Linked DNA regions of Homo sapiens: all the other regions are linked to region 2. The links are chromatin contacts, found by Hi-C in ENCODE. All regions are on one chromosome and are shown on one strand. The core of a region is the stretch at or near the end of the contact, and the rest is flanking DNA. Distances in the headings are between cores, read along the strand shown. Region 1 holds the start of SCAF1 (SR-related CTD associated factor 1). Region 2 holds the start of EMP3 (epithelial membrane protein 3 (MAM blood group)). Region 3 holds the start of SLC1A5 (solute carrier family 1 member 5).

What was found. A loop is a pair of places that touch in the nucleus more often than their neighbours do. Pooled maps may share reads with other maps.
Region 1: a map of CD4-positive, alpha-beta memory T cell shows a loop between it and region 2 (9-fold over the local background). The contact joins the promoter of SCAF1 here to the promoter of EMP3 in region 2. A Hi-C loop is called at or near these places in 1 of 168 maps with a recorded cell type or tissue (CD4-positive, alpha-beta memory T cell), 1 of 37 single-sample maps with no recorded cell type and 12 of 50 pooled maps.
Region 3: a loop to region 2 is called in a map of CD4-positive, alpha-beta T cell, with 5 times the contacts of the local background. The contact joins the promoter of SLC1A5 here to the promoter of EMP3 in region 2. A Hi-C loop is called at or near these places in 1 of 168 maps with a recorded cell type or tissue (CD4-positive, alpha-beta T cell), 1 of 37 single-sample maps with no recorded cell type and 8 of 50 pooled maps.

The regions. Positions count from the first base shown.
Region 1 is chr19:49,640,167-49,644,107 of GRCh38, forward strand. SCAF1 (SR-related CTD associated factor 1) reads left to right here and starts at 2,043. Exons shown (of 11, transcript NM_021228.3): 1 at 2,043-2,076. RefSeq lists silencers at 1-103, 1,964-2,253 and enhancers at 1-493, 494-1,163, 1,164-1,833, 1,374-1,473, 1,584-1,933.
Region 2 is chr19:48,322,661-48,326,801 of GRCh38, forward strand. It overlaps EMP3 (epithelial membrane protein 3 (MAM blood group)), which reads left to right and starts at 2,892. Exons shown (of 5, transcript NM_001425.3): 1 at 2,892-2,950. LOC124904735 (a long non-coding RNA gene) reads left to right here. Exons shown (of 2, transcript XR_007067284.1): 2 at 130-862. RefSeq lists a silencer at 1,907-2,138 and enhancers at 2,716-2,765, 3,366-3,415, 3,706-3,775.
Region 3 is chr19:46,786,693-46,790,436 of GRCh38, forward strand. SLC1A5 (solute carrier family 1 member 5) reads right to left here and starts at 1,902. Exons shown (of 8, transcript NM_005628.3): 1 at 708-1,902. The coding sequence starts at 1,273. RefSeq lists silencers at 980-1,029, 1,040-1,089, 2,060-2,219 and enhancers at 1,570-2,171, 1,820-2,114.

The sequences.
Region 1 (3,941 bases), core at 793-3,292, 1.3 Mb after region 2:
TACGCTAATGAGGCTACTGCATAATCATGAGCTCTGGCAAGGAGGGCTCGCGTCTCCGGACACTTAAGGAGGGGGACGGGCCAAAGAAAGGGAGGAGCTATGTTAATAAGGGAAAGGGAACGGCGTTCGCTGCGAAGGGGAATTCCGAATGAGGCGGGGCTATGCTAATGAGAGACCTGTGCTTTGCCCTGAGCGGCGCCACGCGCTCTCAGCGGGAGGGCGGTCTGTGGGCGTGGCTATGCTAATAAGAATTTATTCTTTCAGCAGACGGGGCGGAAAGTTCCTCAGGGGAGGGGCTATGCAAATAAGGACCCCTGTGACACTGCTGCTTGGGGCATCGTCTCCGAGGCCTTAGTATGGTAGGCGGAGCTCGTCGACTCGCGCGCGCGGCCGTATATAGGGCGCTCCGAGGAAGCAGCAGGTTTTGAGGAGTAGCTCCACCTCCCTCCTGGGATCCTAGCCAAGCTTTCGACCCCGGCGTCTGGGTTAGAAGCTAGAGTCTCCGCCCGCTAAGGGACCCAGGCTTCCGGTTCCCGCTGTCCCAGCCAAGCGGAAGACAGACTGGGAGGAGAGTGGGGCCCTAGAGGGGGACAGCAGGGTAACGGGGCAGGGAGGGGCCGTGAGATCACTGCATTCCTAATCCATGAGCCAGCTCGCCCAAGTAGGGATGCCTGGGTCATGAAGAGCCTGGGGCCAGGATTTCTGGGTCTTGAAGGAGAAGGAAGCAGAGGGCCCAGACTCCTGGGTCCTTAGGAGAAAATGGGGCTGGAGATGTGGACTCCTGGGTCCTGGGGAGGAGGGTGTCAGGGAGGAAGGTAGACAGGTTCCTTCGTACTAGGTTCGGTAAAGGAGGGAGCCGGGGGCCTGGACTCTTAGGTCCAGGAATTGGAGAGGCTGGGGACCCAGGATTCTGGATCCGAGCGAGGGCACTGGCTTGGGGGGACCCGAATTCGTATGTGAGAGCTTGAGACCAGGACTAGTCTGGGAGACCGACTCTTGGATCCGAGGAAGGAAGAATCAGACTCCTGAGTCGGAGGGAGGAGGGAAATAGGAGTCTGGACACTGCTCTGAGTGAGAGGATTCGGAATTCAGACTTCTCTGTACTGAACGAGGCGGCTATGGGGTCGGGCTTCTAGGTTCTAAGTTTATTTTTATTTGTTTATTTTTGAGACGGAGTTTCCGTCTTGTAGCCCATGCTGGAGTGCAATGGCGCGATCTTGGCCCACTGCAACCTCCGCTTCCCGGGTTCAAGCGATTCTCCTACCTCAGCCTCCCGAGTAGCTGGGATTACAGGCGTTAGCCACCACGCCAGGCTAATTTTTGTATTTTTAGTAGAGACTGGGTTTCACCATGTTGGTCAGGCTGGTCTTGAACTCCTGATATCAGATGATCCGCCTGCTTCGGCCTCCCAAAGTGCTGGGATTACAGACGTGAGCCACCGCGCCTGGCCTATTTTTATTTTTTTAGAGGCGGGGTCTCCCTATATTGCCTAGGCTGGCTTCTAACTTCTAGGCTCAAGCCATCCTTCCGCCTCAGTCTCCCGAGTGGGACTACGGTGTGCGCCACTGCATCCCGTCTGGTTCTAAATTTAGGGGGGCCTAGAGGATCTGGATTCTGAGAGCCCCAGAATGTGGGCAGCACAACATCCAGCAAGTCGTGCTCACTCCGCCGGACTACAATTCCCTTGCGTCTGTTCTGCCTGGCGCCTCTTACGTCACCTCCTGTTCCGCCACCCTTTCCGCGCGCGCGCAGGGCACTGTGGGGCGTCATCGCGGGCTACCGCGGCCCCGCCCACTTCACCTCTCACCCCATTAGCTGTCCCCGCGCGACAGAGGCGGTGCGCGGACTACGCCTCCCGGCGTGCATCGCGCGGACCCCGCCCCATGTGTCCCATTGGCTTCTGGGAAACCGAGTGCGGTTGCCTTCCCGCCGGCCTTCACGTCGCCGTGCTCGGTACTTGAAATCCCGGCAAGCTCGGCGGCGCTTTAGCTCCGCCTCTCTCCTCCTTTGCTCACGAACCCCGCCCCAGCCCGCCCCGCCCCGCGCCGGGGCCGGAGCCGCAGCCCGAGCGGCGGGGTAAGATGGCGGCGGCAGTCCGGGCCGCGGGGCTCGGGCCTATTGGGGTGGGCGGGGCGGAGTTGGGTCGCTAGTTGTCCCGGGGTCCTCCCCACAAGCCACGGGTCCTAGAGGGCTTCTCGGGGCGGTCTCGGGCCCGGCAGCTGCGGCGAAACCTGGCGCCGAGAGGGGGGCCTTCTCAGGGCCCCGGGACGCATCCGTGGGTTCCTGGGGGCGTCTATGGGGCGTCTCCGAGAGGACTTGGGGCGTCTCTGGGCCTAGACCGAGCCTAAGGCCTGCCCTCCATCACACAGCTGGCCTGGATCGTGTCTGTAGACACTGTAGATTGTCTTTTTGGGCTGACCGGAGGCTAGGGTCTGGTTAGAGGGTTCTGGGGCCATCTTGAGATCTTGAGATATGTCCCAGGGGTGAAGGAGGGTCTGCAAGACCTGAAGAGTATCTTCAGAGCCATCTAGAGGCCTGGGGTATGTCTTTTAGGGCTGGAAAGTGTCTGCATGGGCTGGCCTGAGGATGCAACTGGTCTGCATAAGTCTGGGGCCATTTATCAGGCCTAGAAGGAGTGTTCAAGGGCTAAGAAGTCATTTAGGGCCCCCTAGGGGGTTGGGTTATGCCCACCAGGGAAGGGCGCCAAATATTGAGATGTACTGAGGGTCTGGGGTCTCCAAGGTATGGGTAGTGTCTAATAATGGGTGACAGGAGGCTGGGGGCAGTTAGAAGGACCTGGAACCATCTAGATGGCTTTAATGTGACTGCAGGAATGCAGTTTTGATGCCTGGAGCAAATTCGAATGCCTTTGGGGTCAGAGCAGCTTGTGGCGAATAATAATACGGAAAGAGAATGAGGAAATTTTGCCCAGCTTAGATATACTTGCCCTTCAGACAGTAATTCAAATGAAAAATGTTTTAAGATTCTGCATTACCCTGGGGGTTATTGAGAGAGTTAGAATTAATCTACATTAGTCTGGAAGAGTCTGGAGGGTCATCTAGACCCACTATTACAGTGCTTTTCAAGGGGAAACCTGGGCCATGTTGACCGTGATCTGCATTAAGATACATTTTTTCATTGAGACCTGGTACAGACAGTCATAATGTATTTAACATTATATAACATAATGTATTAACATTAACTCACCTTCCACGAATTGACATTTCCACTTACTACTTGTGCTGTGCTGTGAAGAACTATTTTGTTCTATTTACTTTTTAAAACAAGCTATTTGTGAAGCACTAAACTGGTATATGACCCTGTTGTTGGGGAAACCACTGATCCAGATAGGACCTAGCAGTATCTGCAGAGCATTCTTCTGTTCAGAAGATCTCAGTAGCTGAGGGTGTGTCTGCGAAGCCTGGTGCTTTCTAAATGAGCAAGCAAGCATCTTTGTATACTGCAGAGGGTTTGGGGATCCCTCAGCCTGTAGTCAGCAGATGTTGATTAAGCTTCTGATATGTGACAGTCACTGTTGTAGGTAGCATGTGCTTCCCCGGGAGGTGCTGGAGAGCAGTTCCAGGGCCAGGAACTGGGGCTGAGCTTATTGAGTATTGGTGAAAGAGGCTGGGATGTAATAGACTATCAGGGTTGGGTGTGTCTTAGGAAGTTAGGAATTAGGTGGAGCTGGGAGGCTGAATATGGAGGCTTGGCATGGTTTGAAAATCTATATGGGATCTAGAACAGGACCAGGGCCTTGTCTTTGCAGGCATGCTGTGGGGGAAGCGAGGAGACAGATGTAGGGGAAACCTGGGCGTTAAGGGCTAATAGTGTCATTCCTCTTCATCCGTATTGAGCACTTGAGGTGCTCTAAATGTGTGGCAGAAGTCAGGCTTTGAGTATTCACAGCCATTCTCTGAGATAGATGCTCCTATTTCGTG
Region 2 (4,141 bases), core at 1,642-4,141:
CCCAACTCCTAGAGATCCTGAATCAGGGTCCCCCAGTACTGACTCCACTCAGAGCCCCAATGCCTGATATGACTAGCACTACCCTAAGAACTGCCCTATAATGTATTTACTATTATCTCTATTTTTCAGATGAAGAGACTGAGGCATAGAGAAGTTATTAGTAACTTGCCAAAAATTACACAGCCATTGAGTAAAACAGCTTGGATTTTGAGTCCAACCAGTGTGGCTCTAGAGTCTGTGCTATACTGGTATTCCAGCTTCCAGGTCTTGGGGTACCCAGCCAAGCACTGAACTGTCCATCCCTCACCCCCTCAGGGAGCCCGAATCACCAACAGCTATCCCAAACCCAGCTCTGGCCCATCAGATACCCAGACATCCCATCATCCAGTTCCCTTCCCTGGATCCAGGATTTGAATTCCCCTGCTCTCAATTTATCAGAGTTCTGGGCACCTGGTCCCCTCCCAAGAGACTCGTGTACATAGTAGTCATCACCCCGACCCTAATTTAATATCCCCAAAATTAATAATAATAGTTAACAGTAAACCTTTGGGGCCAGGCACAGTGTCTTACGCCTGTAATCCCATCATTTTGGGAGGCCAAGGCAGGCAGATCACTGGAGGTCAGGAGTTCGAGGCCAGCCTGGCCAACATGGAGAAACCCCCGTCTCTACTAAAAATACAAAAATTGGCTGGGCGTGGTGGCGGGCACCTGTAATCCCAGCTACTCAGGAGGCTGAGGCAGGAGAATCGCTTGAACCGGGAGGTGGAGGTTGCAGTGAGCTGAGATCATGCCACTGCACTCCAGCCTGGATGACAGAGCAAGACTCCATCTCAAAAAAAAAATAAAAATCTTTGGTACTACACTCTGTTAAAACCTAATGGCTTTCCACTGCACTTAGAATGAAATCCAAGCCCCTCCCCTAGTCTTCAAGGGCACCCTTTGATTTCCCTTCTCACCACTCCCTCTGTCTCCCTGTGCTCCAGCCACACTGGCCCTTCTGTCTGCTCCCTAAACAACCTGAGCTTGTTCTCAAAAGCTTTAAGAGCTTTTGCACTTCCTCTCCCCCCGACGCCCCCCCACCACTCCCCAACCCCAGCGTTCAAATGACTCCTGTCTTCAGCTCAAATGTTACCTCCTCCAAGAGGCCTTCCCTGATTTTCCTGTTTCAAGTAGTCTTCCCTGCACTCTGTCATTATCTCCATCACTCTGTTTGATTTATTATTGTATTTATTTTTCTTTTCTTCTTTTATTTTTTTTTTTCTTTAAGATGGAGTCTTGCTCTGTCACCCAGGATGGAGTGCAGTAGCGTGATTTCAGCTTACTGCAACCTCCGCCTCCCGGGTTCAAGCAATTCTCCTGTCTCAGCCTCCTGAGTAGCTGGGTTACAGGCGCCCACTACCATGCCTGGCTAATTTTTGTATTTTTAGTAGAGACAGGGTTTCACCATGTTGGCCAGGCTGGTCTTGAACTCTCGACCTCAGGTGATCCTCCAGCCTTGGCCTCCCAAAGTGCTGAGATTACAGGCATGAGCCACCACGTCCAGCCTATTGTATTTATTTTTCAAGTCACTTATCCTTATCTGAGATTTATCTTCATCATTGATGTTTTCTCTTGTCTGTCTTCCTCTACTAGAATACAAGCTCCATAATACCAGCAGGGCTCATGTCTGTTTTCATTATTAACTCCCAGATCAGAGTACATGTTCAATAAATGTTTGATGAAGGAAGGAACAGGTTAGGTGTGTGAGTGTGCCAGTATTACCTTATTCATTCAGCATAAGTATCAGAATTATTATTATCAGTATTAGTATTTTGTCAGCATTATTATACTCTCAACATAGACTAAGATACTGGAGCCCAGGTGGGTGAAATAATTGGCTCAAGGTCACTGAACCAGGAAATGATGGCGCTGGGATTCTTAGCTTCCGCTTCCTCCCCGCTTCCAGAGTTTCACAAGGTTTTTTTTTTTGTTTGTTTGTTTTTTGTTTTGTTTTGTTTTTTTTTTGCGACAGAATCTCACTTTGTCCCCCAGGTTGGAAGGCAGTGGTGCAAACTCAACTCACTGCAGCCTCCACCTCTCGCGTTCAAGCGATTCTCATGGCTCAGCCTCCCAAGTAGCTGGGATTACAGTCGCCCGCCACCACGCCCGGCTAATTTTTGTATTTTTGATAGAGACGGGTTTCCACCATGTTGGCCAGGCTGGTCTCGAACTCCTGACCTCAGATGATCTGCCCGTCTCGGCCTCCCAAAGTGCTGGGATTACAGGCGTGAGCCACAACGCCCTGCCGAGTTTCACAAATTTCATCTCCCATCCTCTGACCCCCCACCACGGGGCCAACTTCACCAGCCCAATCTCAAGTCCATGCCACAGAAATCTGGCCTCTTTTCCCAGACTCCTATCCAGCTCCAAGCTCCATCAGGGAAAGCAGACATCCGGCCCCAGGGCAAGACCTCAAAACTCAAGGGTCCTGAGAATCGGGCCCTCCCACCCCTGACGCTTGCCCCCCCCAAGAACCCCATTCCAAGAGTTTCTCATCTCAACCCTGGGAGGGAGCCCCAGATGATGTCTGTCTGGAGGGATTGGGTGGGGGCCCAAAGAAAGAGGAACCGGAGTGCCTGGGCCCTCCCACTGGCAGCCGACCTCAGCTGGGTGCGGTGAGGGTGGGTTTATAAAAGGGTCAGTATATATTGAGAGGAGGAGAGAAAGAGAAACGGGAGCAAGAGAGAAGGAGGCCCAGACAGTGAGGGCAGGAGGGAGAGAAGAGACGCAGAAGGAGAGCGAGCGAGAGAGAAAGGGTTCTGGATTGGAGGGGAGAGCAAGGGAGGGAGGAAGGCGGTGAGAGAGGCGGGGGCCTCGGGAGGGTGAAAGGAGGGAGGAGAAGGGCGGGGCACGGAGGCCCGAGCGAGGGACAAGACTCCGACTCCAGCTCTGACTTTTTTCGCGGCTCTCGGTAAGTTTCCAGTCCGTTATTCAGGGCTGGGACTTCTTAATTTACTTGGGAATGTAGCAGTTTGGGAAGGACACCCCCAGGCTGGGAGAGACGTCCCTGACTCTTGGAAATCCTTTTAATTTAATAAGTGATCTCTTAGCACTTGAGGTGGGGATATGGGAAGGGGTGGGGCCCGGCAAAGTTTTGGGGTCCCAGCAGAGCCCTCCACTGGAAAACTTCCTGCAGTTTTTCCCTCAGCGGTGTCCACTGTCCTCTGGGGTCCCTGAGATCAGGGCATTGCATGAGAACACCCCAAATCTGGGAGACCTCTAGGTCCCCTGTTCCTGGGCACCAAAGAGTCCTGGGAGGCTAACTCCTTCTTGGGCCTCTCTTCCCCCCAGCGCGAATCCTATCCATTTCCTCCAGAAGATGTCCAACAGTCACCAGTCTGGCAGCAGGGTGGGGTGAGGACCTCGTGGACATAGCCAGGGGCTGGGGTTTCCCTGGTGCTTAGAGATGGGGGGGGGTGGGGATGAGTCACCAGATGACTCACCAGGTCCCCCTCCTCCCCTCAACCCAGGAGAGGAGTGGTGTGAGTCAAGAATGCCTGTTGCTGGGGGCAGCTCCTCAATCCTGATGTCGGGGTGCAGGGTGGGGTCTCAACTTGAATTTTCACTATCTGGCCTGTATGTAACCCAGAGTCAGGGTTCTGGGGAGAGAGGAGCCACATTGCTAGTCCTCCTCATTCAAGGAACCCAAGAGTCCATCTTTGGCCCTCTCCACCCCTCCAGCCAATGGGGATCTCAGGAATCCAGGCCCCAGCGGTCTCCTCCCTGAGAGACCCAGGAGTCTGCACCCATGCCCTTCCTCCATCAGGAGACATCTCACCTGCCTTTATGCCAAATTTTTTTTTTTTTTTGAGACGGAGTCTTTCTCTGTCACCCAGGCTGGAGTGCAATGGCATGATCTTGGCTCATTGCAACCTTTGCCTCCTGGATTCCAGTGATTCTCCTGCCTCAGCCTCCCGAGTAGCTGGGATTACAGGTGTGCACCACCACACCCAGCTAATTTTGTATTTTTAGTAGAGATGGGGTTTCACCATGTTGGCCAGGCTGGTCTCGATCTCCTGACCTCAGGTGATCCTCCCGCCTCGGCCTCCCAAAGTGCTGGGGTTATAGGCGTGAGTGTGCCTGGCCTGTGCCAACCTCTTGA
Region 3 (3,744 bases), core at 652-3,151, 1.5 Mb before region 2:
TTGGGGGCGCGGGGCAGAGGCCAGGAGAAGGAAAAGAATCTGCTCCCCTTTCTAACTGGTCCTCTTCTGGGCTGCCTGCTAGGGGGTGGCCCAGACAGAGGAGGAAACGGGAGGGAAAGGCAGGGGTGGCAGGGCTGATCTAAAAGATAAAGGGGAAGCGGCCAGACCCCAGCTGAAATGGGCGGGAAGCGGAGGCCAAAAACAGAGCCTGGTTATGTCCGAGTGACACGTGGTGTGGGGGTGCCCCAGGGCTGGGAAGAGGGCCTGGTGGGAGTTACTCAGATCTCAGATCCTCCAGGGGCTCCTTACCCAAACTCTCCAACCCTGGCCCCAAATTATATCTAGAAGCCCCATCTTGGGGCCCTTGACCACGCAAAGATTCCCCCCGCAAAAGTTCCTCCTGGGGTCCCCTCCCCTCAGTGTCTTTCTCCCCTAGGCAGACCCTCCTATGTCTCCCCAAATCACTTTCTTCTCCCTCTATAAGACCCCACTTATGTACCCAGGCCCCCAGATTTAGAAACCCCTTCCCCAGGAGACTAGACTCACACTCCCGAGGGCTGGAGCCTCCCCTCAATATCCTGTCGAGTTTTCCTAAGACTCTAGAGGGAAGTCTCTGCTCCAGGGGCCCCAAAGCCCCGTCCTGTCCACGTGACCACTCCCGCCATCCGTAACACTCTTCCCCACCTCCCGGGGGAGCGGGAGCTGACCTCGCAAGATCCAGGAACGAATCGAGCACCTCCTTGCTGGGGGCATTTTCGGCACTGCCCGCGGCTCCCACGGAGGCGTTGATGGCGGCGGAGGCGGCGCCCGGCTGCAGAGCCAGCGCCAAGCCCACTCCGAGCGCCGACGCCAGCAGCGTGGTGACCAGGAAAAAGAGCAGCGCCCAGGCGCCCAGACGGCCGAGCGCGCCGGGGTCCAGGCTGGCGGCGCCGCCGATCAAGCTGCACACCACCAGCGGCAAGATGATCATCCGCAGCAGACGCAGCAGCAGCTCGCCCGGGAAGACGAAGGCGCTCAAGCGCTCCGGGCCCAACGCCAGCGCACCCCCGGCCCCCGACACCCCCAGTCCCAGCGCCACGCCGGCCACCACGGCCACCACTGTCAGCAGCACAAGCAGGTTGGCTCGAAGGCAGCGGCGCACCTGGTCCCGGGAACCGCAGTAGCCGCCTGCTGCCGCGCCTTGGTCCTCGATGGAGGCCAGCGCCAGGCCCCCGTTGGCGGTGGGCTCCGCCGCTGCGAGCCCCTTGGAGTCTCGAGGAGGATCGGCCACCATGATGGGAAGCACCGGGGTTTCTTAGCGCCTGGAAGCTGGCTGGGAGCGCTTGGGCTCCTTCCCAGGACCCGACGTTCCTAGGACTGAGTTGAGTAACAGCACCTGGAGACTGGAACTTTGGAGGGCTCCTTAGAGTTGTGAGTTCACAGCACTGAAGTTCCTTGGCTCTTGGAAGCTGGAGTGTTTAAATTCCCCAGGCTGGGCGCTGAGGCTTCTCTGCTCTGCCCCGTGTGCCAGATGTCCGAAAGCTGGGAGTTCGGAGCGCCCGGGTTCCTTGGCCCTAGGAGCTGGGAATACGAGAGTTTCTCTGGGTGGGACGTGGGGCCCTTGGCTCCAGGAGGTTGAGTGCCCCCAGATGGCGGAGGTCTGCAGGAGGCTAGGTTCTGGTGGCGCAGATCCCGGACGCCTGGATCCGGGAGGCGGGGACCCGGGCTGCCTGGGTCTTGGACACTGAGGGCTGGGATGCCAGAATCTGGGGGCCGGGAAGCGGACCTCCGGAAACAGGGGACCCAGGCTCTTAGGTCCGGGAGGGTGGGATGCGGGCCCCTGTGTACGGAAGGCGGTGGTCTGGTGTCCGGGAGTAGCGGTTACCAGCCAGAGAAAGCCTCCCGGGCGTGCCGCGTGGCTCTGAGCCCGTTTAGCGGAAGCTGCCAGGGATAAGGGTAGGGGGCGGGGCTTGAGAAGGCGGGGACCGACCCTCGGGCGCCGATTGGCTGCAGAGCGTTCGGAGACTGGACGAGTAGGGGCGGGGCTGATACCCGAGATGGGCCAGGTCCCCCATAGAAGGCAGATTAATAATACCCATCTCCAGGAGCCGGGCCCAGAGACGACGGGGCGGGGCCAGGAAGGGGCGGGGCCTTGGGAGGGTGCTGTTTCCCGCCAAAGGAACTGGGTTGTGGGTTGGAGCCCTTAAACCACAGGGGTTCGTTCCCTGGTGCGAGGGTCGCTAGAAAGCTCCGGTGGTCCTCGGTGATTCATTTGCAACTCAACTCAGCTTTGGAACTCCTCAGCCCTGAGTTTGGTCTTTAGTCGCCTCTGAGAACTTTAATTCCTCGAATATAAAGTGCAGGTGTTAAAAGCTTTTGTCTCATATGATTGCTGTAAGATTTAAATAAAATTGATGTATTTATTTAGGGAGCCGTGGCTCAAGCCTGTAATCCCACCACTTTGGGAGGTGAAGCGGGCGGATCACTTGAGGTCAGGAGGTCGAGACCAGCCTGGCCAACATGGTGAAACCCGTCTCTACTAAAAATACAAAAATTACCTGGTGTGGTGGCACGTGCCTGTAATCCCAGCTACTGGAAGCCTGAGGCAGGAGAATCGCTTGAACCCCAGAGGCAGAGGAAGTCATTCACCTTGAGGCCACACCTAGAGAGGATGACACGTGCATGCCCACCTCCCAAGCCCCTAACCGCACCCACTCTGCTGCCTCCCCAAATTCTCTGTTAGTGGCCGTTTGGGAGGTTAACAATGAATTATGATTCCTTACTCCACCTGACAGTGTTGAAATCCTCATTCCTTTCCCATCTCTAGCCTGTTCTGTGACATTTCAGGCTTTCATGCTTGCTCAAAGATTGTAGTGGTAATGTCAGAAGCTTCCTCCTACAGCAGCTGTGAGGCCTCAGGTAATTTACAACCTCTATGAGGCTCAGTCTTCATATGTGTAAATGGGAATAATAATAAGTCATACCGCCTTGAGTGTTGCAAGGGTTCAAATGAGATAATACGGCCGGGCGCAGTGGCTCACGCCTGTTATCCCACCACTTTGGGAGTTGATGCGGGCAGATCACTTGAGGTCAGGAGTTCCAGACGAGCCTGGCCAACATGGCAAAACCCTGTCTCTGCTGAAAATGCAAAAATTAGCTGGGTGTGGTGGCACATGCCTGTAATCCCAGCTACTCAGGAGGCTGAGGCAGAAGAATTGCTTGAATCCAGGAGGCAGAGGTTGCGAAGAGCCGAGATCTCACCACTGCACTCCAGCCTGGGTGACAGAGTGAGACTCCACCTCAAAAAAAAAAAAGTTATTTATTTGTGCTTTAAAATTTTTTGTTCTTTCTCTCTTCTTTTGTTTCTAACAAAAATGCCCTTCAGAAGAAAGTCAAATACTACTGCTGCGATTGCTGTTATTGTTATTATTACTGAAGAACAAGCTGGATTCAGTGGCATGCACCTGTAGTCCCAGGTATTTGGGAGGCTAAAGCAGGAGGATCCCTTGAGGCCAGGAGTTCAAGGCTGCAGTGAGCTATGATCGTGCCCACATTTAGCCACTAGACTCCATCCGGGGCAACATAGTGAGACCTTATCTTTAAAAACATGAAAATAGGCCAGGCATGGTGGCTCATGTCTGTAATCTCAGCACTTTGGGAGGCCAGAGTGGGCAGATCATGAGGTCAGGAGATCGAGACCATCCTGGCCAATATGGTGAAACTCTGTCTCTACTAAAAATACAAAAATTAGTTGGGCATGGTGGC